2 separate regions of the Homo sapiens genome follow, and region 2 is linked to region 1. A link is an interaction called in ENCODE POLR2A ChIA-PET data of the cell type or tissue named here. Cell type or tissue: B cell. All regions are shown on one strand. Links, peaks and the distances in the headings refer to the core of each region. The heading gives the core; the rest is flanking DNA. Region 1 overlaps KCTD20 (potassium channel tetramerization domain containing 20). Region 2 overlaps MTCH1 (mitochondrial carrier 1).

Region 1 (16,496 bases), core at 4,609-7,108:
GTGAAAATCTGTGGATTCACAACAAAACGTGTGCCATCTACAAGAAGCGTCACTTTCTCTGGTGCTTGGGAATGGGAATTACTGCCAAAGCCCACACTACTGTTTCCAAATCTTTCTGGAGCAATAAAAGGTTCATGGTTCCGTTTATTCCCACTTTGGAAGCAAGAACCTTTGATGTCTTCAGCAAGGGGCATTATGTGAGGGAACTGAAGATTTGCTGGCTGAGAGGCATAGTCAAGTGAGAGGTCTAAAAGAACATACAAAGAAACCAAAACAACTTGAGAGCAAAAGCCTTGAGAGAAAAATAAACCCTGTCTTCTTTAAAACAAGTAAACAAACAAAAAACCCCCAAATTTTAGATGTTCACAGGCAAAAAAAAACCTCTTGCCTACAGCAAGTAAAAAGCAAGCAAACAAAAAAACTAGAGACTTATATTGGATCTCTTCCATGTACATGTGAGGGTTGGGGGAGGGAGAGGATGAAGGCAGGATGCCCACACTTGAACGTTATTTAAATTTTCTAAAGTAAACTATGTATATGGTTAAGAAAAACAGTAGAGAAGAATTTATGTGGAGGCCCAGCAGTCTCCCCTGCTATTCCCTATACCTTCCCTGGTGTTGGTTCAGAGGCAATCACTTTTTACTTGTTTTCACTTCTATTGCTAAATAATACTTTTATATTTCCCGTGTTTTATTTAAGGAACCTGCTACTAATATGTGCCAAAACTATTCATTTTCAGATTCTTCAAAATTGTTTTAAAATTTTAGGAAGGGGAATATTACACTCTGGTGACTGTTGTGGGGTGGGGGGAGGGGGGAGGGATAGCATCGGGAGATATAGCTAATGCTAGATGATGAGTTAGTGGGTGCAGCGCACCAGCATGGCACATGTATACATATGTAACTAACCTGCACAATGTGCACATGTACCCTAAAACTTATAATAAAACAAAACAAAACAAAAACAAAACAAAACAAAATTTTATTTTTCAGAAGGGATAATGATAGTCTTTAATTTTCCAATATATTACTTTTCCTAGAAATTCACAGTAAAAGGCATTTTCACTATGTACAGGAGAATCCTAACATCACCTACACTATTTTTTCAAAACGGCAGGTCTTACTCTCAGCAGAAAAGTTCCAGTGCAAATGGCATTAGGATTCATTCATGAAATCTGTTTCTTAGTATCACCAAAAAGCTGTTTTCTTTAAGCAATTTATTTAATTTTTCTTTCCTTTCCTTTTTTTATTTTTTATTTTTTTTGAGATAGAGTCTCACACTGTCGCCCAGGCTGGAGTGCAGTGGCGCGATCTCAGCTCACTGCAAGCTCCGCCTCCCAGGTTCACGCTATTCTCCTGCCTCAGCCTCCCGAGCAGCTGGGACTACAGGAGCCCGCCACCATGCCTGGCTAATTTTTTGTATTTTTTAGTAGAGACAAGGTTTCATCGTGTTAGCTAGGATGGTCTCTATCTCCTGATCTCGTGATCCGCCCGCCTTGGCCTCCCAGAGTGCTGGGATTACAGGCATGAGCCACCACGCCTGGCCAGTTAATTTATTTAATTTTTCTACCTGGTCCATCATCTATATTGAGGATAAATAATGTTCACTCCATATACCTCACAGGGCTGTTTCACTTATAAACTGAAATTAAGGACGTGAGAGCACTTAAAAATAGGCCGGGTGCGGTGGCTCACGCCTGTAGTCCCAGCACTTTGGGAAGCCAAGGTGGGCAGATCATCTGAGGTCAGGAGATCGAGACCATCCTGGCTAACATGGTGAAGCCCCGTCTCTACTAAAAGTACAAAAAATTAGCTGAGTGTGGTGGCGGGTGCCTGTAGTCCCAGCTACTCAGGAGGCTGAGGCAGGTGAATGGTGTGAACCCGGGAGGCAGAGCTTGCAGTGAGCCGAGATCGCGCCACTGCACTCCAGCCTGGGTGACAGAGCAAGACTCTGTCTCAAAAAAAAAAAATTAGCCAGAAGTGGTGGTGGGTGCCTGTAATTCCAGCTATCAGGAGGCTGAGGCAGGAGAATCTCTGGAACCTGGGAGGTGGAGGTTGCAGCAAGCCAAGATTGTACCACTGCACTCCAGCCTAGGCAACAGAGCAAGACTCTGTCTCAAAAAAGAAAAAAAAATTATATATATATGTAAAATACTGCATGATACAAAACAGGCTTAAAACTAGATATATGAAATCTGGATGTATATAGAAGACAATCAGAAGTAAGTATTTACAAAGGATTACCAAAGGGTTCTTTTAAATAGGCAGTCTCCTCAAGTGATCCGCCCACCTTGGCTCCCCAAAGTGATTACAGGTGTGAGCCACCACACCCAGCCCTATTTTGTTTTAATGTAAAAAAAAGTTTTTTAATGAAAAATTCCAAACATAGGGAAGCACAAACTTAATATAATACATACGCCCCATCACCTACATACATTTGGCAAGATTTGTTAACATTTTTCTATCTTTTCTTCAAGCCCTTTTTGAAAAAAAAAAAGTTATCAATACAACTGAATTACTCCCATTCCTCTTGTTTATAAAATTTGTAAACAAATTCAGGAACATGATTAATGCCCATGACCTCTGGGAAATTAGTCTGATTTCCTACACTCAGACAACCAAATAAATTGTTGGGTAGAGGACACTTAGTTTTTTTCCCATTTGTTTGTAGATAAAAGGCAACAAAAATCTAGATCAAAAACCTATTTAGAGTTCCCATCCCATAGCTTCTCATAAACTTTCAATGTGGTCTCATGTTTGCACACCAAAAGCTACGCTTCCAGGTAACTCACAGGCAATCACCAGGTAACCCACAGGCAACCCACTTTGATCACCAGGATAGGCTTTCACACGTGAGGTGCTGTTTATTAAAAACGAAATAGATACCTGGGCCGGGCGCCGTGGCTCACGCCTGTAGTCCCAGCACTTTGGAAGGCCGAGGCGGGCGGATCATGAGGTCAGGAGATCGAGACCATCCTGGCTAACACAGTGAAACCCTGTCTCTACTAAAAATATAAAAAATTAGCCGGGCATGGTGGCAGGTGCCTGTAGTCCCAGCTACTTGGGAGGCTGAGGCAGGAGAATAGCGTGAACCCGGGAGGCGGAGCTTGCAGTGAGCCGAGATCGCGCCACCGCACTCCAGCCTGGGCAACAGAGCGAGGCTCCGTCTAAAAAAAAAAAAAAAAAGAAATAGATACCAGAATTACTAATTCAGTTCTTTAGAATGCTTGATTTCTCCCCAATAATGAAGCAATTAAAATGGGTTTATTCCGAAACCCAAAGAAGACACCTCAGGTTCTATCCTGCTTAAATGGGCGAGTAGGAAAACAGACTCCTTGCACAAGTTCTCCCTAATGGTGTACTCTTCAGCGGCAGTCATAGGCTTTTCTGTCAGTTAATACACATATAGAAATCATCTCAGCTCACTACCTCCTAGCAATGTGAACCTGAGCAAGTTACCTAAGCTTTCTAAGCCTCAGTTTCCTCATCTGTAAAACAAGGATAATAGTTGTAAGGACTAATCTGGAGTAGAGTCAGCAAATTTTCCATAAAGCGCTACAAAGTAAATATTTTAGGCTTGTGGTCAGTCTCTGCCACTACTGTAGCAGGAAGGCAGCCATAGACAATATGGACATGATGGCTGTTTCATTAAAATTTTATTTACAAAAACAGGTAGACAGATTTGACCAGTTTGCCACCCCTGATCTAAAGAATGTATGTAAAGTTCCTAGTACAGTGAATGTTCGATAAATGGTAGTTGCTATTATTGGTGCTATTGTTTTAATTAAAAGTTAAAAAGAATTTCAGTTTATCGGGATCTTTCACATCTATTAATTTGTTAATCTACTAGCCTTGTGAGGTAGGGAGAATTTTTTTTTTTTTTTTTGAGACACAGTCTCCCTCTCTTGCCCAGGCTGGAGCGCAGTGGTGTGATCTTGGCTCACTGCAACCTCCGCCTACCAGGTTCAAGCGATTCTTGTGCCTCATACTCCCAAGTAGCTGAGATTACAGGCATCTGCCACCACGCCCGGCTAATTTTTGTATTTTTAGTAGAGATGGGGGTTTCGCCACATTGGCCAGGCAGGTCTTGAAGTCCTGACCTCAAGTGATCCACCTGCTTTGGCCTCCCAAAGTGCTGGGATTATAGGCGTGAGCCACCGTGCCGGGCCTAGGAAGAATATTAATAGCCTTGTTTTCTAGATTAAGAAAGTGAGGCTTGCCAGCCTTGGCAAAATAGTGAAACCCTGTCTCTACCAAAAATATAAAAAGTTAGCTGGGTGTGGTGGTACCCACCTGTGGTCCCAGCAACTCGTGAGGCTGAGGTGAGAGGCTCACTTGAGCCTGGGAGGCAGAGCTGCAGTGAGCCAAGATCGCGCCACTGCACTCCAACCTGGGTGAAGAGTGAGACCCCATCTCAAAAAATAAAAATAAAAATAAAAAATAAAGTAAAGAAAAAGCAGGGCTCAGAAAGACTGAGGATCTCATCCATGGTTACAACTAATAAGCAGCTGAGCTAGAAGTTGAATATGTCTTCTGACTCCAAACCTGTGGCTGTTTTTGTTTGTTTGTTTTAATACCATTATCACCATATTAGATGTGCTAGACTGATTAAATAAGTGGAGAGTTTCTGTGAAGGTCAGCTTTATGTAATTGTGACATGCAAGCTAAGCAATTAATTGGATAATTTATTTAGATTAAAAACATTCATGCCTTCTGGGTAGAGTAGATGCTCTAGTATTGGAAAGCCCCCCAAATTAAGTCAAGAGTTAATCACTGTACCTTCATTCCTGGGACCTAGAGGATAAGTAAGATTATGAGGACCAGATGAAGCCAGGCTGTTTGCTTCTTTTTCTTGGGCTACAGCTAAAGTATCATCCACTAAGCAGCTGGCCTCCTGCCGCAATAACCTGTCACTGTCACTGCCACGGTGAACATTCATCCTTAGATTCTGAGTCCTGAACTGTCCGTTTGATCAGAGAGAAATCCTGGAACACAGGAATATGCATGATTTAGAACTCACAAAACAGATTTCTAAGGAATTCCATGGTATGAAAGCAAAACTAGAAAACTGACAGCTAGCATTCCTGTTCTCAGGAGAAATAGGCATCTTAAACATTTTTGTGATTTTTATATCGATAGGAATCAGGCTGATTTAAATGGTCTTTATCAAATTACTAAGAATGCAGATAAACTTGTTACCAGGGAATAATTTTATCCATGAACAGACATCAAATTCACTGACTTTGGTCACATTCTTGATCAATTCTACATTAAATGGTGGTACAATAATTTTGTGGTATTCATATTACAGAGACATAGGGCAGCAGAGAGTCCAACTTTTCAACTAAAGAAAACCTATGTTTTTTTAAAATTGACACATACACTGTTGCAACAATTAAGCACCAGGAAATTAAAAAACAATCACAACCTTAAAGCCAGTGTGAGAATCATCTGAGCTGAAGAAAAAAGCTAATTCTGATTGTAGAGCTCAAGTTCTCCTTTTTATCTCCCCTTTTCTCTCTTTCACTTTGTATACCTTATGCTCAATCCCGAAACCCCACCTCAAAATCACACTGGCTATAAAGCTAATCATGTCATTCATCTCTCTCGAAAGCAGTGCAGAGTCCCCATGAACAACACACACTATGTGACTGCCACGTGCAAGACCCCCAGTGATGAGGCAGGATGGAGATGCCACAGCAGCCACACAGGGGGCCTCATAACTTTCTGCTGGTTAATCACGCCCTGCAACCCTTCCATCCTCGATGGCGGCTACTCAAAATATTTCTGAAGTTCACTCTACTTAGCACTTTCACAGTTTACACTGTACAAATTTCCACTGGCATTCTGGTGGAAGAATCATCTTAAATCACCAGTAATTTGTATGCATATGGATTACATGCTTAATATTTTAGGAAACAGGAAGCTCACTAAGGGCAGTAATGCATTTTAATACTCTGAATTTCCTGGCATACCAAGCATGTGGTAGGTGCCAATAAACATCTATAAAAAATAAACATAATATCTGTAATGTAAATGAAATTTTGAATCCCTTCATAACATATATTAAAATATTTTTAGCATAAAATTGATCAGTTTATGCCCTGATCCAAGTTTTCACTTAGATGAAATGTAAAAATGACCACTTTGATAGGATGGATAGAGGAATATGCCTGAAAATAAATCATGCTAAAGAGATACTTTCAATTGATGAAATCTTTCTCAGACAATGGCTCTTATTAAGCAAATTGAAGGAATAAAGTGAATGTATTGATAGAAAACCTTCAATGTGACTACAGCTTTTTTCACAATTATCCTTTCTTAAAAATAAAGTATTTATATTATGAAAATGCAGCCATTTAAAATTGATGTTTGGTGATTGGTAAAGTCAAACAGAACCACCAATGCCTTCAAGTGTGGCTCAGATGTCAAAATCAAGTCTACAGAATAAGATAAAGAACAAGGTCCATGGAATTGGAAAGAACATTACCAAAGACGGTCTGCTTCTTTAATCTTAACTGGTTTTGAACCATAATATTCCAATCTATTTACAGCTCCTCCAGCTGCTCAAGAACCAAGTTCAAACTTCTCTTTGTTGCACTCGAAAAGATCTCTTGAACCAACACACAATAAGCTTGACTGAGCCTGCTTCTTGAGAACTTGTATGGACTAGACTGTATAAGCCACTTAATTTAATCTTCATAATGTAAGAAAATCGTTTTGTTATCATGGTATAAAAAATGTCCTAGTTTATAAAACCAGGGCTCCAAAATCAGTTTAATTTGTATATGGTGAACTAATAAATGGATGTACTTGGAGTTTAGCAGGGTAGGTATCACCACGGAGGGAAAATAAAGTAACTTTCTCAGCACTTAACAGGTATTTGCATTTAATTAATTTTTATTATAAGTAATACACAAATATATTCCTAAGAAAATTCAAACCTTATAGATAATGCAAAAAAGGACCTTTTGATCATCATTCCTAATCCCAGTCATTTCTCCAAGTAACTATCATTACTTGCTTGGATGAATCCTTTCAGACTTTATTAAAATGCATGTTTATTATTCAGATATACTGGGGAAAGCATACAGTTTTTAAAAAACACACAAATTATATACTATATGCCTCATTCTCATTCTGTAATGTTTTTCTAAATGTTCTTGAGAACCATCCATGATTGAAGATTGAGATCTAGTTCATTCATTTTTAAGGGCTGTATAATATTCTATTAATACAATTTTACTCTCCTCCCTATCAATATTTAAGTTGTTTATAACAAACAAATGCTTTGACGAGTAAGATCAGAGCGTACTATGGAACTCCAAGAGAGGATTCAGTTTGCAGAGTTTTCCCAAATGGATTTGGCTTCAGAATTTCTTTTTTCAAGAAATCCTTCAGAGCCAGGCACGGTGGCTCACACCTGTAATCCCAGCACTCTGGGAGGCTGGGGCGGGCGGATCACGAGGTCAGGAGATCGAGACCATCCTGGCTAACACGGTGAAACCCCGTCTCTATTAAAAATACAAAAATTACCCGGGCGTGGTGGGGGCGCCTGTAGTCCCAGCTACTCGGGAGGCTGAGGCAGGAGAATGGCATGAACCTGGGAGGTGGAGGTTGCAGTGAGCAGAGATGGCGCCATTGCACTCCAGCCTGGGCGAAAGTGCGAAACTCCGTCTCAAAAAAAAAAAAAAAAAAAAAAAAAAAAAAAAAAAAAATCCTGAAGGATTTTCGGAGTCTTTCACTTGTTGCCCAGGCTGGAGTGCAATGGCACCATCTCAGCTCACTGCAACCTCCACCTCCTGGGTTCAAGCGACTCTCCTGCCTCAGCCTCCCAAGTAGCTGGGATTACAGGCACCCACCACCACGCCCTGCTAATTTTTGTATTTTTAGTAGACACGGGGTTTCACCATGTTGGCCAGGCTGGTCTCAAACTCCTGACCTCAGGTGATCCACCCGCTTCGGCCTCCTAAAGTGCTGGGATTACAGGTGTGCACGACCACACCCAGCCCAGGATTAATGTTTAATGGCACATACTTTCAGATATCACCGAACCCAGCATTTCCCAAAGTCCCCTATAAACTCTATTTCCTCTAAAATCCCAGAATGATGGAACAAAAATCTCTTGACTTATGAAACCTAAGAAGCAAACTGATACCAAGTTCTTCAACAAACCAGAGCAGGCAGTTTAAATATAATAGTAAGGTTCTATTCCCCTTCCAGCATGGACGCTTCATTCAACTTTGAATGATATTTTCATTGCCTACCCTGGTTCACTTCTGTAGCCATCCCCCAAATGAATCTTCGTCCTCAGAACAGATTGAAGGCGGGGAAAAAAAAAAGGAAAGAAAAAAAGGCAAGGCGCAGTGGCTCACACCTGTAGTCTCAGAACTTTGGGAGGCCAAGGCAGGAGGATCTCTTGAGCCTGAGAGTTCAAGACCAGCCTGGGTAATATAGTAAGATCTCATCTCTAAAAAAAATTTAAAAATTAGCCAGACATGGTGGTGCATGCCTGTAGTCCCAGCTACTTGGGAAGCTGAGGCGGGAGGATGATTTAAGCCCAGGAGGTCGAGGCTGTAGTGAGCTGTGATTGTACCACTGCACTCCAGCCTGAGCAGCAGAGCAAGACCCTGTTTCAAAAAAAAAAAAAAAGAGAAAAAAAGCAGCAAAACACAGCCAGGCCCAGTGGCTCATGCCTGTCATCCCAGCCCTTTGGGAGGCTGAGGTGGGCGGATCACCTGAGGTTAGGAGATCGAGACCATCCTGGCCAACATGGTGAAACCCCGTCTCTACTAAAAATACAAAAATTAGCTGGGTGTGGTGGTGTGCACCTGTAGTCCCAGCTACTCGGGAGGCTGAGGCAGGAGAATTGCTTGAACCCAGGAGGCGGAGATTGCAGTGAGCTTAGAGCACCCCAGCCTGGGTGACAGAGAGAGACTCCATCTCAAAAAAAAAAAAAAGAAAAGAAACAAAACACTTCAACAACAATATAATTCTCTATTGCTGCAAAACTATTTTTTGGTCAACACAACTCTGAAGGTCACAGCAATGTGCAAGAACCAGAGGTTCACCACCCTGTTATAGCTTAACAGTAACTGAAGAGACTGCTTTGGAAAGGCAGCAAGAGTTAAAATGTATATTAATAATGGAACCCAGAATATACAGCTGTGAAGCAAAGAAAACATCCAGCAAGCCAGTTCATGCTTCACTTCCATACATTCTGTGAAAGCATTTTATACACTCTGAGGAGCTATATATTTTAAGAGTATATATTTTATTATTTATTTCACAGGCCTCCCATGAAGGCCCATATTTTGTTAAGTCTTGATTTTACTGACCTGGAACAGCAAAATAGTTTTATCACCATCATCTCCCCATCTTGGAAAATGTATATACAGTCTTTGATAGTGGAATTATCTCTACATATTCCTTGCACCTAAAAAAGAATGTACTGGTTTCTCTCTAGAACAATCATCTTGAGTATGAATCCACACAACAGCCTGTAGATAATAAATTTATATATTTTCTTATTTGCAATTTCTCCTAATCAATTATTTCTGAAGAAAACAAGATATTTACCTAGATCACTATTCCCTTAAATAAATTCAATATCCTACCATTGAACTACTCAGATTAAAAAAAAAAAAAACAAAAAAAAACTAATTGGAATGGCATGGGGGCAATAATATTGATGTATCTCAAAAGCATAATGCTTGCATACTGTTTTTTTTTTTTTTTTTGAGACGGAATCTCACCCTTCTTGCCCAGGCTGGAGTGCAGTGGTACGATCCCAGCTCACTGCAACCTCTGCCTCCCGGGTTCAAGCAATTCTCCTGCCTCAGCCTCCTGAGTAACTGGGATTACAGGCATGCACCATCACGCCCGGCTAATTTTTGTATTTTTAGTGCAGACGGGGTTTCATCATGTTGGCTAGGATGGTCTTGATCTCCTGACCTCATGATCCACCCACCTTGGCCTCCCAAAGTGCTGGGATTACAGGCGTGAGCCACCATTTCATACCGTTAATAGTGCAAGGACATGATCTTTCAAAAGGCAGTACCCTTGTTTATACTTAGGACCGTATCTCCACTCTGTGTAGGAGGTGGGAGGTGAAAATGAAGTAGGATGCCACAGAATTTGGTAAATAAGCTAATCTGCCCTTAACCCATATCCCATAATCAAACTTAAGAAGTAGTTATATCTTTGCCAAACCTTCATTCCAAACTGAAAAATCCTAGCCCTTCCAGTCTGTTCTTATGTGAAAACCACTTGGTCTAGTTCCATTGTGCTTTTTCTTTATGCATGCTAATGAGAACTCTGCTAATGTTTTCTGTTAAGCAGGTTTTCTGTTTTGCTGCACATAATGCTCTCTGGTGACACCCAGAATTTCTGGGAATAGGTTAAAATGGGATGAAGTTTGGGGGAGGGGAAACAGAGGGGGATGGGGAAAATCTAAAATGTCTACAAGACCTCCTTCTAGGACTATTATGAACTCACAGTAAGAGGCTATCATATTCCGAAAGTACTGAGTCTCTACAAAAGATAAGAAATTAGCTGGTGTGTGATGGTGTACACTTGTTGTCCCAGCTGCTCAGGAGGCTGTGGAAGGAGGATCACTTGAGCCTGGGAGGTCAAGGCTGTAGTAACCCATTATCATGCCATTGCACTCCAACCCATGACAGAGCAAGACCCAGTCTCTCTCATTCATTCATAAATAGAGTTTATACTGATGTTTTCAGTTCAAATTTAATACTGGTTTTTCCTAACTCATTTTATATTAGTGTATCTTTTCCTTCACATTGAAATTCTTGGTTCATAGACTAGTTTCAGAATTATAATGTCAAATTACTAGTAACAATAAACCTACTAAGTTTAGGTGTTTTGGTCAAGGGAGCAGTTCTTTTTGTCCTTAAAGCATATCCCACTAAGGATGTACAGTCAGCATGCTATATTCAAAAGTTACTGTGTATTTTTTCTCTATATGTTCTGTAAGGTAGGTTCTTTTGTTTCTCTTTTTATTCAATCATAGCATTTTCCCATTATTTTTAAAATGTATTTCCTGAATATGTAAAACATTTACATGGTTCCGAAGTTGAAGACTCATAAAAAAGGAATGTTCAGAGAAGTCTCTGTCCTTCCCCTTTTTCCCTCTCAATCTGTTCCTATTTATTCCCTACAGATAACCAGTTGTCTTAGTCCATTTGTGCTGCTATAAACAAAATGCCTGAGACTGGGTAATTCATAAAGAACAGAAATTTCTTTTCTCACAGTTCTGGAGGCTGAGAAATCCAAGCAAGATTAGGGTGCTGGCAAATTGGGTATCTGGTGAGGGCTGTTCCTCAAAGATGATGGCATCCAGGCGTCCTCACATGATGGAAGGAGAAGGGCTAGCTAGGTTCCTTCAATTCCCTTTTATAAGGCCTAATCACCTCCTAAAGGCCTCCCCTCTTAATGGTATCACCTTGGGGGTTTAAGTTCCAACACAACAATTTTGGAGGGACATATACATTCAAACCATAGCATTGGTTTTGTTAGTTTATCTTTAATGTTTCTCTTTGCAGACATAAGGAAGTATGTGTGTACATATACATATATTCTTAACTCCTTTTTTCTCTTATACAAAAGATAGAATACCATATTCTACCAAATAAAATACCATATTTTGTACCTTGTTATATTACTTAACAGTATATCCTGGAAATCACTCCATGGGAGTTCATACACATATTCCTCATTCTTTATTATGTCTGCATAATACTCCACTGTGTAGCTATTAATATGGAGAGATTAGATACAGAAAAGGGAAAAAGGGCATTCCAGGCAAGATGAATGACAAATAACTGGCAGGAAAATAAGAATAAACAAGGCTTTATTACCATATGAAAGAGAAAGAAAGTAAACCAATCAGGCTAGAGTGAAGGATTAATGCAAAAGGGTGGGAAAAGTCAAGGTTACCACCATATCATACAATTCCAGGGAAGACCATGCACATCATCATCTAAGGAGCTGTATAAAGCACAGCTTAGATAATTGTACACACTCCCTTGGGTAAAGCTAAAGACAAAAAGTTGGGGCTAGTTTACAGAGGCACTTAGATTATAAGGTAAAATAGGATTCTGTCTTGTAGCCAAAGCTTCTGCAGGAAGGTGTCATGTTCAAAATGTTGCTTTAAGATAAATAAGACCACAGACAGACTGGAGGGGCTATAAGAGAAGGTTACTAAAATTGTCTAGGAGTGAGGTAGTAAGTATCTTAGTGGGCTGACAGCGAAGAAAAGGGTATTACCTAAGACACAGTCTTGCTTACCTTCAAAGAGCTTACAATCTAGTTGTTGAGATAATGTATTATTTAAGAGTTACATAATACAGAAATGATATTTTAGAATCAGAAGAGACCTCAGTGATCATATTGTCCAATGGTTCTCAAATCCAGCTGATAATCAGAATCACTTAGAGGAACTTGTTAAAACATCTTCTTGGGCCCCATTCCCCAGAGATTCTTATTCAATAAGTCTTTAGTTGGGTCTGGAGAATCTGAACTTGTAACACGCTCCTCAAGTGATCTCCCACTGACTGGCGATGTTTGGGAACTACTGTTTCAGTATAGTCTTTTCATTTCATAGATGAGAAGCTGAATCACAACAATATTCTTTTCCAAGAATGTTACAGGAGATTACAATCTAGGGGTTGGGAGGCCTTTTTAATCAAGACCCAAAACCCAAAAGCGAAATGAGAAAGACAAATCTGACCACAAAACATTTAAAAACATTTGTATGGCAAAGGATCCTATAAACAAAGACAACAGACTTGAAAAACTATATATGTAACAGACTACGAAGGGTTGTTATCATCATACTCCACAAGGGTTATGAAAATACATGAAACTAACACAACAGAAAAATGGTGAAGGATGGAAAAGGGGCAGATACCCAAAAGAGAGTTGGTGAAGCTATATTAATAGCCTACAAAATAGAATTTAAGGCAAAAAACTACACAAGCTTGGCAAGGCAGAAAATTCAAAGGATATCTGTGGACAGGACTATTTCTGCTCCTCATTTCTACTTGGAAGAAAATCATAATGAGAAGCAGGAGAGAAGAAGGCATTACAATTCCACAGGAAAGCTCGTACTCCTCTGATTCCACTTCCCTTTTCCTTCCTCCTTCTCTACAAATCACAGGCCAGGCTAACAAGCTGACAGATAAAAGTACAATGACAGGGTGACAAGATTAGAATTGCTTGGATAAATTTTCCTGTCTCCTCTATTTGACACTCCTAACTTACTACCCTTAGTACGTTTTTGTCAATATAACTTAGATGAAAGACAGCTTTTAACTTACATAAAAGACTATATGAGTTACAGTACTTTTTTGTCAATATAACTTAACGTTGAAAGACAGCTTTTGTGCACATAAAAGGCTATGTGAGTTACTTGGATTTACATTAAGACCTTAAATTCAGTATATTAACAGTCTAAAGACCCTTAGTTTTTTTATAACTGTATCAGCCTAATTACCTAATTTAAAAATATTAATGTACTACATATAAAAAGATTTAAAGAACCATATAATAAAAACTCTTGTACCCACCTCCAGTTTAAATATAAAACATGAATCCCCTAAATTTGGCATTCCCATCAAACATCTTCACTACATTTAGTTTAATAGATGCTCTTTTCCTGTGTTAGCACTTCAAATGCCTACCAAGCAAATCCTTAAGTACTTTTTTAAAAAAGTTCTGGTAGATGTTTAAAAAATTAAACTTATAAGTATAGTATACATAAAAAGGTCCTAAATATTACAACACTTTTCAAACTTAGCAAAGTTTTCTAGCATTCTTCAACTAATAATCAAATCTAAACCAAATTACTCAAGAACATATCTTAAATGAGAATCACAAATTAATCTGCTGGATTCTTTCATATGTCAAATTACTGCAAACATTACATCCTAAGTCCAGATGGACTTAAACTTAATTGATTTAACACATATCATGCACTATATATTATTTAAGTACTTTATAAATATTATTTAATACTCAAAAAACTTTATGAGGTAGATGCCATTGTTACCCTCATTTTACACATAAGAAAACTGAAGGAAGAAGGAGGTTAAGGAAAGTTCCCACAGTCACACAGCTAACAAGCAGTGGAGCCAGACTTCTGGCTTCATAGTCCATGCTGTTTACCACCATGCAGTGCCGCTGCTCCTTATAGGTATAAATCACTTCAAAATTTCTATGTATGTTTTACAGGACTGGAAATGTGATTTCAAGCTGAAGACCGGGGGCTAGGACATATAATCTTCCTGTGCTGATAATGGGCACATCTAGCACCTTTCCTCTTTAAATAATTGCTACAACAGAGCCTCTAAATCAAATACCTCCAGATGGGGGTTGATTTTACAATCTGAGTTCAAATTAAGTTCTAATTGTGAGGCTGGGTGCGGTGGCTCACGCCTGTAATCCCAACACTTTGGGAGGCTGAGGTGGGCGGATCACTTGAGGTCAGCAGTTCGAAACCAGCCTGGCCAACATGGTGAAACCCCGTCTCTATTAAAAATACAAAAAATTAGCTGGGTGTGATGGTGGGCACCTGTAGTTCTAACTACTCGGGAGGCCGAGGCAGGAGAATCGCTGGAATCTGTGAGGTGGAGGTTGCACTGAGCTGAGATCATTCCACTGCACTCCAGCCTGGGCTACAGGCTCAGTCTCGGGAAAAAAAAAGAGAGATCTAATTCTGCTGTAACTTCTTTCAACTTTATTACCTAAATACTGGTTAGATGGAATTCTATAATTTCCATGTGGGGTGCTTCCTCTTTTGATTGAACTTAACTAGTTAAGGTCATTCTAATGAAACCTTAAGGAGAACAATCCAAGGCACATAATAGGTCAAAGAAAGCTCACGACTCCTACAAAAAAGCTGGTCAACATATAATAGAATTTCCAGGGTAAGGTCTTCAGTGTCCAGGATACTCCTCTACTTGGCTATTACCTAAAACTCTCTAAAGGAACAACTGCATAGGCTGTAAAGAATAATTTAAAGACAAACTTCTAGGAAATCCAAGGGATATACTTTTAGTAATAACATTTTTTAAAGCAGTGCAATTAAAAAATTAAAAGTATATTAGTAAATACAGTTGACTATTTTATAGAAAAGAGCTAAGCATTTATATAGCAAGAAAAGAGTTGAAGGCTTTAGAGGACAGATCCATAAATCAGTACTATAGTAACAGAGCTAACATGTAGAAAATTCATGTTATAAACAATCCACAAATCACTGTCAGAAAACAGTATAAAGGTCATCTAGTTCAAGGACCAGCACCAATTGCTGTCAAAAGTACTGTAGTAACAGAGCTAACATGTAGAAAATTCATGTTTATAAACAATCCACAAATCACTGTCAGAAAACAGTGTAAAGGTCATCTAGTTCAAGGACCAGCACCAATTGCTGTCAAAAGTTTTCATGCAGTCTTGTCAAAAATTAGGCCAATGTAGATAATGTAACCCACACACCATTTTCTGAGTCCTAAGACACTTGACGCTAAGACATCATCAATCTAAAAACTTTTTAAGAAAAAGCAGCACTATTGTATTAAATAGAATTTTCAGATGCATCCTGATTTTAAAAATGTTAAAATATGAAGTGAAAAATTATGGTATATAGTGTAAGGCTTCCTTGGGAAGGGCTATCCTTTGTACCTAAATGATATCTTCTTTTTCTTTTTTTTTGAGACGGAGTCTCGCTCTGTTGCCCAGGCTGGAGTGCAGTGGCATGATCTCAGCTCACTACAACCTCTGCCTCCGAGTTCAAGCGATTCTCCTGCCTCAGCCTCCCGAGTAGCTGGGATTATGGGCACGTGCCACCAGCCCTGGCTAATTTTTGTATTTTTAGTAGAGATGGGGTTTCACCACGTTGGCCAGGCTGGTCTCAAACTCTTGACCTTGATATCAAGTGATCCACCCACCTCGGCCTCCCAAAGTGCTGGGATTACAGGCGTGGGCCACGGTGCCCAGCCATCTTTACTTCTTTTTTAATATTAAAAATGTATTTTTTTTCCTCATTAGTATAGTGGTCAGTATAAAAAAAAGAAAAAACAGACTTGGACTCCCAGGCTCAAGCAATCCTCCCACTTCAGCCTCCCAAGTAGCTGGAACCACAGATACATGCCACCATGCCTGGCTAATTTTTTTTTCCCCTTTTTAAATTATTCTGTAGAGACAGGGTCTCACTATGTTGCCCAGGCCAGTCTCAAGCTCCTGGGATCAAGCCATCCTTCCGCCTTGGTCTCCCAAAGTGTTGGGATTACAGGCATGGCCACCTCACTTGGCCAAAAATGCCTTCTTTAAAAATGTAATAATCCAGACACAGTGGCTCACGCCTGTAATCCCAGCACTTTGGGAGGCCAAGGCAGGAGGATCACTTGAGCCCAGGAGTTCAAGACCAGCCTGGGCAACATAGCCAGACCTTTCTTTCTTTTCTTTTTTTTTTTTTTTTTTTGA
Region 2 (16,496 bases), core at 3,614-6,113, 510 kb before region 1:
GAGAATCACTTGAACCCGGGAGGTGGAGGAGGTGGAGGTTGCGGTGAGCTGAGAGCACGCCATTGCACTCCATCCTGGGCAACAAGAGTGAAACTCCATCTCAAAAAAAAAAATAAATAAATAAATATTTCAGATATAAGAAGCATCTGTACAGCAAGAACTATCATAGCCCTACAGAAATGAGGGGGTCGTTTTGTCACAGGGATGTAGGGTGATTGAGGTGAGAACGCAGCTAAGGATATGTTTGAGGAGTAGCTGGAATTTGAGGTAACAGTTTGCTAAGCCTGGGAATGGGAGGAATAGACATGGAGGTGTCTGCAGTAGATTTGGTAAGAAATTTGAGTTTGGGGTGCACTTTGGAATAGATGACTTAATGGCTGACCTGTCTGAGGTTTGGGTATGATGTATTTTCTTATTGCCACATTTGGAATTGAGGTTGGAATGAAGTTTTTCATCTGGAGATGAGAATAACTGAGATTTGTTCTGAGATGGGAGTAGGGTTTGCAGTACATACAAATGGAGGTTTCTCTACTGGGAATATTTGGGATTTGAATGTAAGAATGTTGGGGTGTGGGTGTGACTTGGATTGTGGTTGGACAGTGTCTGGGACCAGGCATTTCTGTTGATTGGGAGTTTACGTGCTGCCAATGGTTAGAGACACTGACGAGCTTTCTGGTATGCTTTGATGGGGAAAACATGAACAAGAGCCACATTAGAATTTGTGGGAGAAGAGTTAAGCAAAGGGGGCAAGAGGTGTGAGGAGAGGTGGTGAGGCTGAATCACCACGAGACTCTGAGCGTCCCTTTGTCTTTGTTAATTCTGAAGGTGGGTCATGAGCCGATGCCCCCCACCCTTGGGACCAATGTGCTGGGGAGGAAGGTCCTCTATCTGCCGAGCTTCTTCACCTACGGTGAGTGTGCCTCCCAAGCAGGAAAGCCCACACCAACAGAAAAGAGGCCTCAGGTGGGGAGCAGGACCAGCTGGCCCCGGGGAACTCACTGCGCAGCATGGCACGCAGTCGAGCTGGCATGGAGGAGGGGATCTAAGCGTGTACAGAGAGGACATGGTGTCGGGGTGCGAGCAGGTGAACCATACAGCTTTGGTCCAGCTCCTCTGCCTGTAGCTGCCAGCTGCCAGCCCAGACAGCAGGAGGGGACAGACACAGGTGCCTGAGAGAGGAGCCAATCTAGGACACTGGTCCCTATTATTTCTGCTGCCCCGGGTTGTGCCTGGAACATGCGTGGGGGTGATTTCCTTTTGTCCTGTGAGCAGCCTGGCCCTGCTACTCCAGCAGGAGGCCCGGGGGGTCCTCTTGAGTTTTTTTCTTTTATCCCACCTGGGTGTCTTGTTTCCCCTGCATTCCTCAGGCAGTGAGTGGTGCTCACTCACTCTGGTGTCTCCATCTGTTGGTTACAGAATGGTGTGCAGTGAATTGCAGCTTCACTTCTGTGTGCTGCGTGAGTTTGGGTGGGCCACTTACCTGCTGTGGCCTGGCTGCACCCCTTGTCTGCAAAGTAAGGTCAGCTTCTCCTGCCCAGGCCTTCCTGCAAGCTCCCCAACTGTCATCAAGAAGCCCACCTTGCTGCCTCTGCTGCCCATCACCTGGCCCACAGGTGCCGTCTGGCCAGGGCCTTTTCATGTTCACCCTCACTGTCCCTCTCCCAGTCCCTACCCTCACCAGATGACCATGATGAAGGCCTTCTTTAAATGTGCCCTTTTTCTCCGTGTTCACAGCTGGAGTTCCATTGCAGGCAAATCCCCTCCAGTTTCCTGCACCTCTGCTCTTACCTGTTTGGTTGTCTAGAATATTCTCCAGAATCTATCTTTCTGTTGAGTAACTTGGGGCTTGGCCTCTGTCTTACCTTTTCCATTTCACATGCTGTTGGCAGAATTGGGTGTCATATTTCTCTTCCAGTTTTGTCCCTGTGTTGTTGAGTGCAGAGTCTAGGGCCAGGTGGAATGTGTCATCTTGTGAGGAAATGTGTTTGTGTTGTTTTTTACTTAAAAATTGTCAGCGTAGTGGAGAGGGGAATGACAGAAGTAGGAAGGCACCCCACCATTGTGTAGTGAGGCAGTATACAGAGAGGTAAGGCAGCCGGGGCAGATGGCTGCGGCCCTGCACGGGGCTTTTTCTGGATCTGGTTGCACGTGCTGTGTTCTGAGAGGCGAGGTTAGAGCCCAGATCATCTCTATTCATGTGACACAGCCATTCCCAAAAGGACTTAGAGCAGAGGGAACTTGACCCCCATCTTAACTGTCTCTTTTGAGGATGAGCAGAGTTCTCAGGTGTGCCCCCAGCCTGGTTTATATAAATGTAGCTTTAATCTAGGTGTGAGCAGATGTCTGTTGGGGATCTCTGGACACCAGGCCTACTCTGGAGTCAGAGAGGGGACCCGCCATTTGGCTCTCTGGTACAGTGTGGACAGTGTCTGCTCCTCTACTTGTCATGGCTGAAAGTACTGCAGCTGTCATGACATTCTCTGGTGTAGAAGAAAGAACTTCCCAGAGGGTTTCCTGGCACTGCAGAAAGACCCAGAATGAGGGAGGCCCTGGGACCCACAGAGGCCCCTGCAGGCATTTCAGCACGCCTCCCTCCGCTCTCACTTGTTCCTCAGTTCTCTCAGAAATGGAGAGAAATGACGGTCCTTATTCCTTCTTTTTTTACAGGTGGGCAGATGGAAGAGGGTCGATGTTTTGCTCAGGATCACAAACAGAGGTCCTGAGGCTCCCTCTCCTCACTAGGATCCACCCTCCCCCAAAGCAAATTTTCCTTTTGCCTGTTCACTCTGTGAAGAGGGCTCCTTGCCAAGTCACCCAGCATCCCCTCCCCTCCTCCTCCTCTCCTTCCAGCCCACCCTCATCTCAGGCAATCACATATACAGGTAACAGGTGTTCTCAGCCTCATGAAAAACCCATGCTAGCTGTGACATTGAATTGCTGGGCTGGCAGACATCTGCGGAGGAGCAAAAGGCATATTTGCTTCTTCCTGCCTCTGCGCGGTGCCAGAGAGCTAAAGTCATGGTCTAACAGGGGGAGCATGCTGTCTGAGAGAATGTTCTGCTAGCTTCCAGATGCACAGGTTTATAAAAATACCACCCTGCCATTTAAAACATGTTTAAAATGTTGATAGAAAACAATGAATCGTATCCTTAGAAAGACAGACCCTAGTGAAAGAAACACTAACTCACACAGGTAGGGTCTAGCTTCCATAACATTTAAGTTTATTCTATGGAATTGTTCATTGGTGCTCCTGTTTTAGTTACTTCTCCATAGACTTGTTTTTCCCTTGACTAATCAATGCCATCTGGTGCCAGGTGGTATCCTGGGTGTAGCACAGTGACAGGGTGGAGACTGCCCTGGCCGTGGCATGTGCAGGGGGCGTTCTTGAGCCTGTCTTCTGGGAGCCCTTTCTTTTCCTTTTTCCCTCCTTTAGGTTGAAGACTTCATCATTCCCTGCGGGCAGTTTCTCTGTTTTTCCTATTTTCTTTTCCTCAAGAAAAATGTAATTTTTAAGTAACAGAATTGTTTTCTGTGTTGCAGCATTTAAGTTGCTGAGTTGAGAAATCATGGCTGAGTTTGCCAAGTAAAGTTTTTAAAGCAAAAAAAAAAAAAAAAAAAAAAAGGAGGGAGGGAGGGAAGGAAGGAAGAAAATATATGAACTTGTTTGTCAGAAATACATTTTGAGGCTTTTACTAAAAGAAATGGGCTAGAAGACATTTGGGGGTTAGGGCCTGACTGCTTCCAGGTCCTGGACAGATGTTACCTTCTGTGCCTGTAGTCAGCAGTTACCTGAAGGACAAGCCGAGCCTGGTCTGGGTGTGTGTGACCCAGGAGTGGGTGCCCCTGAACTGGGTGTGACTCCTCTGCCACCTCTGTTTTCTTACAGCCAAGTACATCGTGCAAGTGGATGGTAAGATAGGGCTGTTCCGAGGCCTGAGTCCCCGGCTGATGTCCAACGCCCTCTCTACTGTGACTCGGGGTAGCATGAAGAAGGTGAGCCCACACAAAGCCAGGAACAGTCGCCCGAGGTTTCCTCATACTCCCAGCCACCCCTGCAGCAGCCAGTTACCCTGGTCTTGCCTCCTCCTTCCCAGACCATTGGGGGCTTCACTCCAGCCCCATGGGGGAGCTCCCACCCCACAGTTCTGCTTTCCCACAGCTGTGACACCAGATAGTGGCTTTCTTTTCCCCCCAAGCTCCAGACCTGGAGGTTACCTGAGGTGGGCCCAGCCAATAGACACTGCAGAGGAAATATTTGGAGCTGGTTCCTGCCGCCCAAGTCCCCGAAGAGTTCCATGGAAGAGGCGTAGCTGAACTTGGTTCTTTCCCTTCTCTGTTTCAGGTTTTCCCTCCAGATGAGATTGAGCAGGTTTCCAACAAGGATGATATGAAGACTTCCCTGAAGAAAGTTGTGAAGGAGGTGGGTGTTGAGAGTTGGAGAGGGAGAGGTGCGTGGAGGGGAGCCTGATGATTTCTCACCCCCAAGTTGGGCGGGTCATTGACAAGTCGAAGAGTTGGGTCCTTGTGTATGCATGGGTGGGATGGTAAGGGAAGAAGCCCTGGCCTGGATGTGCCGGGAACCCCGGAAAGCCTTCTCAGCCATTGTTGGGCCTAGCCTGGGACCCGACAGCACTCCTGGGTGGGGGACTGGGGAGTGGGCAACAGGTGGAGCCATCCTTGGCAGACCGACCCCATGTGCAGTCCCTGGGACAGGTTTCTCCCTCCTGAGCACTTGTAGCTCCCCTCGAGGGCCAGTTCCAGAGACAGGCCGAGGGTGGCGAGTCCCCACCCCATGCTCTCTTCCAGACCTCCTACGAGATGATGATGCAGTGTGTGTCCCGCATGTTGGCCCACCCCCTGCATGGTAAGCCACCCCCCTTCCCCCGAGACTGTATCTAAGCTGGCGTCGGGGGCGTGGGGTGAGGGGCGCCCCCTCGTGGACTGTACATAGACAGCCGTAGACCTGTTGGGAAGTGGTAGTGGGGTTGGGGGTATTCTACTGGAACCCACCTCACTGAGGAGAGATTGGAATTCTTTCCAAAGGGAGGTGGGGCTCTTCCCAGGCAGTAGAAATGGCATGCTGTGGTCATGGGGTGTAACAGGGAATCCGAAAGGCCCTCTTCCTCTCCTGCTCTCTGAATAGGCCACGTTGTTCAGTGGCCACTCTGCACCTGGCACCCGGTGGCTGGAGCATTATGAAGTGTGGCCCACCACATCACCTGTGTGTGTTTTCTTTTTTTTCCTCAGTCATCTCAATGCGCTGCATGGTCCAGTTTGTGGGACGGGAGGCCAAGTACAGGTGGGTAACTCTTGGGACTGGCAGAGTGGCCCTGTTACCCTTTCAGAGTCGGCCAGGGCAGGCCGTGCTGGGATTGGTTGCTGCACCTTTTCTGCCCTAGTGCTGTGTGAGTTCAGCCTGCTGCCTGGCTTCTGAGGAATGTGGCAGTGGCTTCAATAGTCTGTCCAGGGTCATTTTCTCTTCGTCATCTCTTATCAAGGGCAGCCCTAGATGAGCCTAGATGCCTTTGCAGAGGGGTGAGTGGGATTGTAGTCAGCTTGGATTAGGATTTCTGGCCCCAGAGCTGATTCTGCCACTTAGGACTGAGCTGGGGTCTCCTTTTGGACTCCCGAAGTAATGCTCTAACGATTTTTCCGGCCCTCATAGGCTGATAGCTCTTTTTATCCCCTATGAAGAAGCCATCCACCCCATGGGCTTGGGGCTCATCCCTTCCATTGTGTACCAGACCCTCACCTAGATCTGCTGCGTGCAGCCCTGGGTAGGTGCCAGGGGCATATGTGTTGACACGGAGGTGGGTCTTGGAGGCATGTGTGAAGGACACACCTGGGTTGCCCTTCCTCTCTTAAGATTCTCATTTCCTGGGGTCGGTGTTTTTTGCAGCTGTCCTGCGGGGCCACCATCCCAGGAAGCTCAGCTGCCATGGTGCCTCATTTTGGGGTCATTAATGGGAAATTGGCCCATTCCCCTAGACTGATTATGAGGTTGGTAGTTGGGACCAGAAGGGTATAATCTGGCCACCACTGTTCTGAGTGGTGGGGCCGGGCCTGGCAGGGCTGGGATGATCTGGGACCGGGGCTACCCAGGGCTTTGCCTTCCACTGGCTCCCTCTGTTAGTAGGTTGTTATTGAGCTTCCTTGGCATTTCACACCCAAGAACCCACAGCCTGTCCTCTCATCCAGCTTGTCCTCTCATCTCTAACAGGGTGCAGTGGCCAGGGCATGAGTCCCCGGCTCCCTGCTGAGGAGTGCCAGATGTCTTCTCCTAGGCTGGTTCCAGTGCCTCCTCCTGCAGGGCCCTGTATTCTTTCTCTGCCCTCTGGGAAAGTACTTCTCTTTGCTTACTACCCCCTCCTACTCTTACTCTTGGGCGGGCCTGTGGGCTCCTCTGCTAGAGGGTTGTTTAACCAGAGATAAGTGTGAGGGCCGGGTAAGAGAAGGGCCTGCCGCCTCTGCAGCAGTGGCCCAAGTTAGGAGATGCATTCCTAAACTCCTATCTCCCAGAAAACACCAGTAGAGGACTGCTAGTGGGCTGCTCCCATGGGTGGTTGGGCTTCCCCAGTCTCCATGAACTGTGTAAACTCCTCCTCACCCTGAACAAGCGCTCTTTGCCTTTCTACTTGGTTCTTCATGGTAATAGTCCTCCCCATCCCTGCCAGGACTGGCTGGATTTGAGCAGAACTGGTGGGCTCAGCCCCACACCAACGGGTGGGCTTCTGGTAGGTGACTGCATGACCCTGTATCTCTGTCTTGCCTTCTTCACAGTGGTGTGCTGAGCTCCATTGGGAAGATTTTCAAAGAGGAAGGGCTGCTGGGATTCTTCGTGTACGTGAGTTTATACACCCCATAACTGGCCACGGGCATGGCTCTGCTAACAGGTGTGTCCTCAACCTCTCAGACCGCAGCTGCTGGCCTGGGACTTCACTACATGGCCCTGCCCTAGCCTGAGTGCTGCAGCCAGCTCTCCAGAGCTCCATAGCGTGTCCAAGCTGCTTAGCCCTTTTCAGGCCATGGCTCATGTAAAAGTGGAACTGTGTGTCTAGTACATGGGGGAGATGAACTGACCAGCCCCACTGGGCCTCATCCAGTTGTGGTGGGTGTGGGGCTGGTCTTCATGAGCTAAGTCACTGCATAGTCCTTGGCCTCACTGCTAAAACATGACTGAAAATCTGACTTGGACTGAGGGTGGAGCTCTGGAAGCTCACAGGCTGACCACAGCCAGTGGATTCTGTTTGACATTGCTTTTCTGACAAATTAGTTGTTGCCGTTAACATTTAAGATATGTTGCACAAAAATCCACATGTCTGGCATCTCTTGAAAAGCCAGAAAATCTTGTCCTGCTGAGCGGTTCTTTCTGTAGAGCATCCATCGGCCAGGACCCAGGACCTGCTTCTTTGGCAGGGCACATGGTCTCCGAGGGCCGCAGACACCCTGTACTTCGTCACGTCACATCCAGTGTACTTCACCTCTAAAGAAAGCACATACTGAAAAGACTAAGTTCAGAAAGAATAAGGTGCAGACAGAAGCCAGGCTTGATGAGTTGTATTTTGATTTGCCGTTTTAAGGTCTAGGCAGTGACATACATGCTGATAAGTATGTCACAAACGTGGTAGACACATGGTATACAACAGTATCCGCTGTACTAGATACAGGGCTCCATATTATTCATAAGAAGTCTTTATATCATGGTTTTCCGGTTTGTGAGATGTTTTTTATTTATGGCCCCTTGTTTAACCAATTAGTGACTACTTGTAGGTGCATGTGTGTGTATATGATATAGAAATATATATACGGTTCTCAGCAGGAGGTGATTTTGCTCCCCGGGGAACATCGGCAGTGTCCGGAGACATCTTGTGGTTGTCACAACTGGCATCTAGTGGGTAGAGGCCAGAGACGCTGCTAAACATCCTACAGTACACAGGACAGCCCCGCAACAAAGACTTATTCAGTCAGGTGTCGTTGCTTGCATCTGTGATCCCAGTTAGTTGGGATTAGTCTCAGTGGTTTCTGCAGCTGTCAGGAGACCAAGGCGGGAGGATTACTTGAGGCCAGGAGTTCAAGACCAGCCTGAGCAACATAGTGAGACTTCTGTCTCTACAAAAATGTTTTTAAAAATTAGTTGGCCGTGGCGGCATGCACCTGTAGTCCTAGCTACCCGGGAGGCTGAGGTGGGAGGATGGCTTGAGCCCAGGAGTTGGAGACTGCAGTGAGCTATGATTGCACCACTGCACTCCAGCCTGGGTGATAGAGTGAGACCCTGTCTCTTGGGGAAAAAAAAAATTATTCAGCCCAAAATGTCAATAGTGCCAAGGTTGAGAAACTCTGATTTATATTCACACACACACATATATGTATGTGTAAGTATTTATACATACATATATTTGCACATGTACCTGGTAACAAACCAACATTTGTGACATACCTATCAGCATGTATGTCACCGCCTAGACCTTAAAACAGCAAGTCAAAAAACAACTCATCAAGCCTGGCTTCTGGGTTCTGTCTGTGCTTTATTCTTTCTGAACATAGTCTTTTCAGTATGTGCTTTCTTTAGAGGTGAAGTAAGTTGGATGTGAGGTGACAAAGTGCAGGGCATCTGTGGCCCTCAGGGACCATGTGCCCTGCCAAAGGGGCAGCCCCGGGACCCCAGCCAATGGCTGCTCTACAGAAACAGCCACCCATCTTGAAACACTGCACATGACCACCTCTGGCATTTTTCACACTGCGTAGTTCTCTTCTGGTGTTTGAATAGGATTCCCGCACAACAGATGCCTACTCTTTGGGTTCTTTCTCCCCATGTGATTTTGGAACAGGTGATACTCATACATGTTACAGTGCATAGAAAGCACCAAAGGGTATAGCACAAAGTCAATCTGAGCACAGGCAGGGACGACAAGATTAGAAATTGCATTCACAGAGGTTCCTTTTATTAATACTCTTCATAGATGTATTACATATATTCTTTTGAGTTTTTCAAATATAAGATTTTTTTTTTTAATTCAAAAACAAAAATTCTGCTTCTCCTCCCAGGAGACAGCCATCCTTCTCCTGGCGAGCCTCCCAGGGCACTCTGTACCTAAACAAGCAAACACATTGTAAAAAACACAAGAGGCACATGGGACTCACTGACCTCAAACTGGCCTTTTGCCCTCAGCACTGCATCTTGGGGAACCTTCCTTAGCAGTTTATAGAGCTGTTTATCCTAAAGGCCATCACTTAAAAAGTTAGCCCTCCTTGTAAATGCTTGCATAGAATCTTTTTGATAGAATATTTTCAGGGGCAAAGAGAACAGATGCATTGAGCAGTGTGTCTTCTGAGAGTTGGTTAGGTAAAGAGGCCAGGAGAAAATTACCAACACGTCGGCACTCTTATTATCTGCATTTGGAAATTCCAAATTTGGCAGTATTCACATCTTGATCCCTGGCTTCTGTGGTTTGAAAACTGCTTGAGACTATTAGCTAATTTATGGCATCCAAAGCGGCATAGAACACCTCCCCATGGGAAAAGGAGCACTATCTTCCCAGTGTGCATAGCTGCTGGACCCTGCAGGCCTCCTTTCTAAGGCTGTGCCATTGGATATGCTAAGATTTTGAGCTCGGAACATCCCTGCCTGCTTCCTGGGTGTGGAGCCCCCAGGAACTGCTCCTCTCCCTCTCCTGCTCATCTCTGCTTACCTTGTTTTTTAGTGGATTAATCCCTCACCTCCTGGGCGATGTGGTTTTCTTGTGGGGCTGTAACCTGCTGGCCCACTTCATCAATGCCTACCTGGTGGATGACAGCGTGAGTGACACCCCAGGGGGGCTGGGAAACGACCAGAATCCAGGTTCCCAGGTTGGTTGGAACAAGGACTTGTCCTTCTTTCCGTGTGCTGCTGATGCCCAGGGTCTGGGACAAACTCAAGGATTCTGGGATTCTCAGCATCAGGCCGGGAGGGTGAGAGAGGACCTCTCATTATCCCTGGAGTCATCTTTGTCTAAGGGGAGAACGGCCTCAAGAGGCGAGATTCCAGATTAGTACCCAGACCTGGGAGGAATTAATGGAATGCTTGTCCCTGGGCGCCTTAGAAACAGACCCCAGCTTATCTAAGGCTGCTCCGAGGCAGTGACCCAACTAGGGCTCAGGAAGTCAGAAGATAGACCAGCTAATAGTGATCACCTCTTGACCTTTGTGTCACGTCTTTTGCTTTTTAAAACCCTTTTGTGAACGTTATGGCCTTTGATCTGACGGCATCCTAGTTGTGAAGGGAACAGGGCAGGTATAATGTTCGTTTACCAATACAGAAATCGAGACCCAGAGATCACAAATTCTGGAGAGGCTCTGGGCTCTCCAGAGTCACTCAGCTGGAACTGACAGGGCTGGAATTAGATCCCTGGCCAGGCCAAGGGTGCATTCCTCTGAGTTTTTTCAGATCTGCTAGGAAGTGTACAGTCCGATACACCCTCCTATTTTGTTAGCTGTGGTCTACACAGCCTAGTATACATAGACCTTTCAGCAGGTCGGGTCAGGCATAGGAAGGCCTGGTCCTTCTACACAGCACTTGTTGAGGAAGGCCATCCAGGTACCTGAGGGGTTGACTGGTTCTGCCTGAACCAAGATAAGAGGTAGGGAGCAGCGATGGCTGGGAATTGCAGTGTCCAGACATTCTCACAGTGGGGATCACCTTCAAGAAGGATGGCATTCCTTCTTGAAGTGGCTTTCCCTCCCAGGAGGCTAGGAGGGCCTGGGGACGTGTCTGCCAGAATCACCTGGGTGGGAAGGGGGTCATGTTCAGCATGTGTGTGTGTGTGGTACATGTCTGTTCTGTGTGGTGAGGAGTGCCCCATCCCAGATGGGAGCCTCTGCTTGCAGGGAGACTGGCCACTTGACCTGGGCAGGTGAGTCTTCACTGGCCTTTCGATGTAAGCAAATTAAAGTGGCTCCATAGAGACCCACCCCATCTGCAATCACAGTGGTACATTCCTGCAGTTCTGCCCCTTCTCGGGGGGCCTTGTGGGTGGGTAAGCTGCTGCTGTCACATACAGAGCAAGGGTGGCCAGGAGTGCACCGCTAAGTGGTTTCTCATCTAGGTGGGCAGCTGTCTGACCAGAGGCTGCCGTGCTTACATCAGCAACAACAGCAGTCAACAGATTTGTCTAAAGTGTTTTTCGAGTGCTTTTCTGTATGTGGCTTAAAGGCCGAGGTGAGGCTGCCGGGCTGTCAAAGCCACTCAAGCAGACATCTGAGCAAATCTCTGACCAAGAACCCAGGCCATCGATCTGGTGGGATGGCCGCTCCACAGGAAGCTGAGGGTGGGGGAGTCACCTTTCCTCACTAGGAGCTGTTTGCTTCAGCAAAGCAGGATTTGAGGAGTTGGGGTCTGAAGGGGGAAAAGCTTGCTGAGGTGGAGGTGGCGATAAGCCTGGACTTGCCCTCACCTCACCCCACAGGCCAGGATTCGTCTTTGGGTTTCAGGGTGCATGTCTGTCTTAGCACTGACTGCGTGCCAAGCCCTGGATGTTGATCAGGCAGACACGGGCTCAGCCCTTGAGGCTCACAGTCCGGTGGGTTGCACAGGCAGCGGCAGCTGATCCCTCTTACCGGGTCTCCTTCTCGGGACTCCCTTCAGTCCACTTACCCCGTTTCTGCCCCCCAGGCCTTCTCTGGGCAGTGACTGTGAGGGCTGACAGGAAAGGCATGTGCAGCGTGCTTGTGAGGAGCTCAGCACAGAGGGTGGGGTGAGGGCATGTGTTGCTGAAGTCTGCATCCTGAGGTGCCTGTGGCAAACCACTCTTCCCTTCTGTCTCCTCAGTTCAGCCAGGCCCTGGCCATCCGGAGCTATACCAAGTTCGTGATGGGGGTAAGTTGTGCCAGCTGTCCTTCCTTCCCACTGCCTTGCGGACCCAAGCGGGGCCTAGGAGGCCAACCCTGGTAATGGCTGGAGGCAGGTCTTGGTACAGGGTGTTGGCGTGGTGTGTCCCTGCTCCCTGGGCCGGGGTGGGTCACTGGCACTCAGGCCTCTCTGGGTTTCAGATTGCAGTGAGCATGCTGACCTACCCCTTCCTGCTAGTTGGCGACCTCATGGCTGTGAACAACTGCGGGTAGGTGTGCGCCCCTCTACTTGCCACTCTACCTACCAAGGCTGTGGGGTGGGGGAGACCCACCGAGCCCTTCCAGCACTCTGCCCCCTCCCACCTGCTCTGTGTGTAGGCTTGGCCTGCCAGGCACCCTGGCTTCCGCTGGGATTTCCCAGCACCCCCTGGGGTAAACTGTGGTGTCAGGGGTCAGGGTGTGGATGGGTGGTAGCCTGAAGGCATTCCTTCTTGAAGTGGCTTTCCCGTGGCTGGCTGTCTTCCACTGTTCTCTGCATCTACACTCTCCTTCTCCGGCAGGCTGCAAGCTGGGCTCCCCCCTTACTCCCCAGTGTTCAAATCCTGGATTCACTGCTGGAAGTACCTGAGTGTGCAGGTGAGCAAGCACTGGACGGCGGAGGCCTTTCCTGTTCTTTGCTACATCCTTCAGCTGAAATGGTTTTGTGGATGCTTCATTGCATGCAAAGATAAGTGGTTTCATGGAATTCAATATTGTGAGGAGATACTTGGTATCTATAAGGCATTTAAGTTTTCATCTTACATAATTTCAGAAAGGATTTGAGGTGGCTAAGTGTGGGTTTATTTTAAGATTATACATCAGACAAGACCTTTTCTTCTTTGAGTCTTAAAGACTCTTAGGATAAGGATAAGAGAACTCTGGCCCAGGTGGCAGGTGGTAAAGCCCAAGAACTGCTTCTCCTTCAAGTAACATGGGCTGAAAATTCGAGGTCTGTAACCAGTTGAGCTGAGTTCCTGGGTTGTTAGGGCGGCTGGCATTGGAAACCGACTCCTCCCTCCTGCAGGACATTCCTGGGCCCAGGAGAGCCTGTGGGTGGGGCTGGGCCACGTGGGGAACTGGCAGCAGTACCAACCTTGGGTTCTCGTGTTCTGTACCGAAGCTACCTCTCCGTAGCTGGAGCTCTTGGGCCCAGCAGTCAGGGGTCCAGGCTTTGGCCGAGGGCAGAACCTTGCCTTTTCCTGGCCTTGATTTGCCTCGCAGTGAAATGGGGCAGTGGCCCGGAGGGAGCCAGAACTCTGAGTGGCCTCGAGGCTGAGAAGAGGACAGATGGGAGGGAAGCAGGGAGGAGAGCCGCAGTTCTTCCCAGTGGCCCTGGTCAGCGTGAGTGTGTCTCGTCCTCCCTATGAGCACTGAAAGAGTCCTAGACCACTTGGGCTCTGAAGCAAGAGGGGCAATGAGCCTCCTCTCTAGGGCTCTCCTACAGAGTAGCCCCAAAGACACCCCTGGGCAGGAAATGAACCGCTCCCTTCTGCTTCAACACAGGCAGATTCTGCCCTCCAGGGATGTAGGCCGAGGCCGTCCACCCCGGAGCTGGGTCTTTGAGCTCCTGGACCCTTCTTTGCCTGACACTGGCCTTCCTCTCGGAGGGACAAGGAAGCGTGGCCTCCCTTTCACTCACCTTACTTTTCCTTCTGGTCCAGGGCCAGCTCTTCCGAGGCTCCAGCCTGCTTTTCCGCCGGGTGTCATCAGGATCATGCTTTGCCCTGGAGTAACCTGAATCATCTAAAAAACACGGTCTCAACCTGGCCACCGTGGGTGAGGCCTGACCACCTTGGGACACCTGCAAGACGACTCCAACCCAACAACAACCAGATGTGCTCCAGCCCAGCCGGGCTTCAGTTCCATATTTGCCATGTGTCTGTCCAGATGTGGGGTTGAGCGGGGGTGGGGCTGCACCCAGTGGATTGGGTCACCCGGCAGACCTAGGGAAGGTGAGGCGAGGTGGGGAGTTGGCAGAATCCCCATACCTCGCAGATTTGCTGAGTCTGTCTTGTGCAGAGGGCCAGAGAATGGCTTATGGGGGCCCAGGTTGGATGGGGAAAGGCTAATGGGGTCAGACCCCACCCCGTCTACCCCTCCAGTCAGCCCAGCGCCCATCCTGCAGCTCAGCTGGGAGCATCATTCTCCTGCTTTGTACATAGGGTGTGGTCCCCTGGCACGTGGCCACCATCATGTCTAGGCCTATGCTAGGAGGCAAATGGCCAGGCTCTGCCTGTGTTTTTCTCAACACTACTTTTCTGATATGAGGGCAGCACCTGCCTCTGAATGGGAAATCATGCAACTACTCAGAATGTGTCCTCCTCATCTAATGCTCATCTGTTTAATGGTGATGCCTCGCGTACAGGATCTGGTTACCTGTGCAGTTGTGAATACCCAGAGGTTGGGCAGATCAGTGTCTCTAGTCCTACCCAGTTTTAAAGTTCATGGTAAGATTTGACCTCATCTCCCGCAAATAAATGTATTGGTGATTTGGAGTTTTTTGTGGGGCGTCTCTTATTTTTGTAAGTTTAAAAATCTATCTATAGAGTCTATCTTTCCAAGTCCTTCCTGTTGGTGTGAGAAGGGGCTGTAAAGAGGCAGGGCAGGGGGCTGCCAGATTGGAGATGTAGGTACCAGAGCTTGGTGTAGCTCAGTCTCCAGGGAGACACTGGGTGATGAGGCTGGGGTGTCAGTTTCCACAGCAGCAATCAGTGTGCAGGTCTGTTGCCAGGGAGACAGGCCTTTCAGAAAGTGTTCCACTCACACCCCTTACTGTCATATCTCAGCACCATTTGAGGATAACGTAGCTTCAAGTTTTACGAAGAGTCACTTGGTGTAGTGGCCATGGTTACATCAGAACGGGCAGACCTCCCTTCCATCAAATGGTTTTTGCCCAGCACTGGAGTCTGTAAGCAGACAAAACTTACAAATATTTTGAGACTCAGCTGGGTTCCCCCAGGTATTTCTCTGCCCTTGCTCGAGGTGACCTGGCTTGTGAGAGTTGGGGTCTGGTGGGTTTGGTCATATTTCCCTCCACAGGTAGGGGCTGAGTCACCCCCGCCAAAGGGAAGGCCCCTGTGTTGCTTGTGCACAAGTGGGTGTTCCCAGTGGCCTAGTAACAGTGGACTCACAGGCAGTTTCACCTCACATGTCCTTGTTTCCCAGGAACGCAGAAGTGTGCCTGTGTGGGTATTATGTAACTACACTGGTTGAGGCCACTAAGGTCTCATAACTTTGTCACCCATATTAACTTTCCTAGGGAAACACCCAAGAGGGCTAAGGTAGTGGGAAGAACACATGCAGGGGTGGGCAGGGCAGGCCTGTAGAGAAGGAGGGCCTCGGGTTCCCAGGCCCTTCAGAGGGGAGTCTGCCCTGTGGCCTTTCTCCAGCCCAGCGTGCTTTCCCACAGCACTGACCACTGTTCTGGGGTATCTTTTCTTCCTGTTGCTCCAGCCTCAGATCCTGTTTTTGCATTGATTAGTTCCTAAGGCCCCCCGAGATTGAGGGGCACCTGTATCTCTGGAGCCTGAGCTAAGCTAGATCTGAAGAGCTCCTCCCAGAAGTTCAGAGAGGCTGCCCAGAGTAGAGAGCAAGGTTTTAGTGGCCTTGGCCAGTCACCTCTGGGAGGGCTGCTGCTGCCCCCAAGTAACTTCCTGAATTTGGGGGTTTCAACTTCATTTCCCAGGCCATCTTCCACACCCAGAAATGGCATGAAAATCTCTTGATACTGTGTCCCAGTTATTGGCTGAGCAAAGTACAGGTTTTTAATCTAATGAAACAGGAAGTTTTCAGTTCATTCAAATTCTTGTGTGTGTGAAATGCTCCTAGACCATTTGATCTTTGGGGGTGAGACCCTGTCCATCTGCCCTCCTAGCAGTTCGCGTGTTTCCTGTCGACTAGTCCTGGAAACTAGGATGCTGGGTCCTCATCTGAGAAAGGAGATTGGGTGGGATTGGGCAGGAGGAGACCTCAGCTGCTGGCAAAGGGAGGGGTGACAGGAGGAGTGTCCTCCTCCTCCCGTCCTGGGAAACCTCATCCAATGGGCAAAGCTGAAAGGGCCTCTGACAGGCCTTTGGGGACCTCCTTATATATATCCTTACGTATATACCCAAGATAATTGGAAACTTAACGTTCACACAAAAACTGGTATATGAATGCTTAGTAGTAGTATTCGTAGTAGCTCAGGAGTGGAAACAGCCTGAGTGTCCGATGACAAATGGAAATGTTCTATAGAATGTAATGAATATTCCATAGAATGGAATATTACTTGGCAATAAAAATGAATGAAGTTCCGATTCATGCTACGACATGGATGAACCTTGAAAGTATGTTGGCTGAGAGCAGCAACTCACAACTATAATCTCAGTCCTTTGGGAGGATAGCTTGAAGCCAGGAGTTCAAGACCAGCCTGGGCAACATAGTAAGAACTGGTCTCTACAAAAAATTTAAAAATCAGCTGGACATGGTGGCATGCACCTGTAGTCCCAGCTGCTCAAGAGGCTGAGATGGGAGAATCACTTGAGCCCAGGAGTTGGAGGCTGCAGTGAGCTATAATCCTGGATGTCAGAGCAAGATCCTGTCTAAAACAAATTATATATATTTATATGCTAAGTGAAAGAAGCAGTCACAAAAGA

Evidence for each region. ChIA-PET counts read pairs that join two places held together with the same protein. Peaks named below come from ENCODE experiments on the same cell type or tissue, not always from the same donor. Only the 100,000 strongest peaks of a DNase experiment are listed, where the experiment ranks them.
Region 2: POLR2A ChIA-PET joins it to region 1 with 6 read pairs; 1 of 35 experiments calls an interaction of 5 or more read pairs at or near these places.

The regions. Positions count from the first base shown.
Region 1 is chr6:36,458,540-36,475,035 of GRCh38, reverse strand. KCTD20 (potassium channel tetramerization domain containing 20) reads right to left here. Exons shown (of 8, transcript NM_173562.5): 2 at 4,779-4,984; 3 at 1-247. The coding sequence starts at 4,938. Among named protein-coding and RNA genes, the nearest start is that of KCTD20, 24 kb to the right of the region's middle. In B cell, for the core only: no CTCF peak of the experiment used is centred there; no DNase peak of the experiment used is centred there; H3K27ac peaks cover 335 bases.
Region 2 is chr6:36,966,002-36,982,497 of GRCh38, reverse strand. It overlaps MTCH1 (mitochondrial carrier 1), which reads left to right. Exons shown (of 12, transcript NM_001271641.2): 2 at 826-910; 3 at 3,887-3,993; 4 at 4,343-4,420; 5 at 4,807-4,864; 6 at 5,248-5,299; 7 at 6,781-6,840; 8 at 9,702-9,846; 9 at 11,804-11,851; 10 at 12,025-12,092; 11 at 12,384-12,459; 12 at 13,524-14,357. The coding sequence ends at 13,595. Among named protein-coding and RNA genes, the nearest start is that of MTCH1, 12 kb to the left of the region's middle. RefSeq lists an enhancer at 1,170-1,770. In B cell, for the core only: CTCF peaks have their summits at 4,747 and 4,949 (motif pointing left); a DNase peak (open chromatin) is centred at 4,907.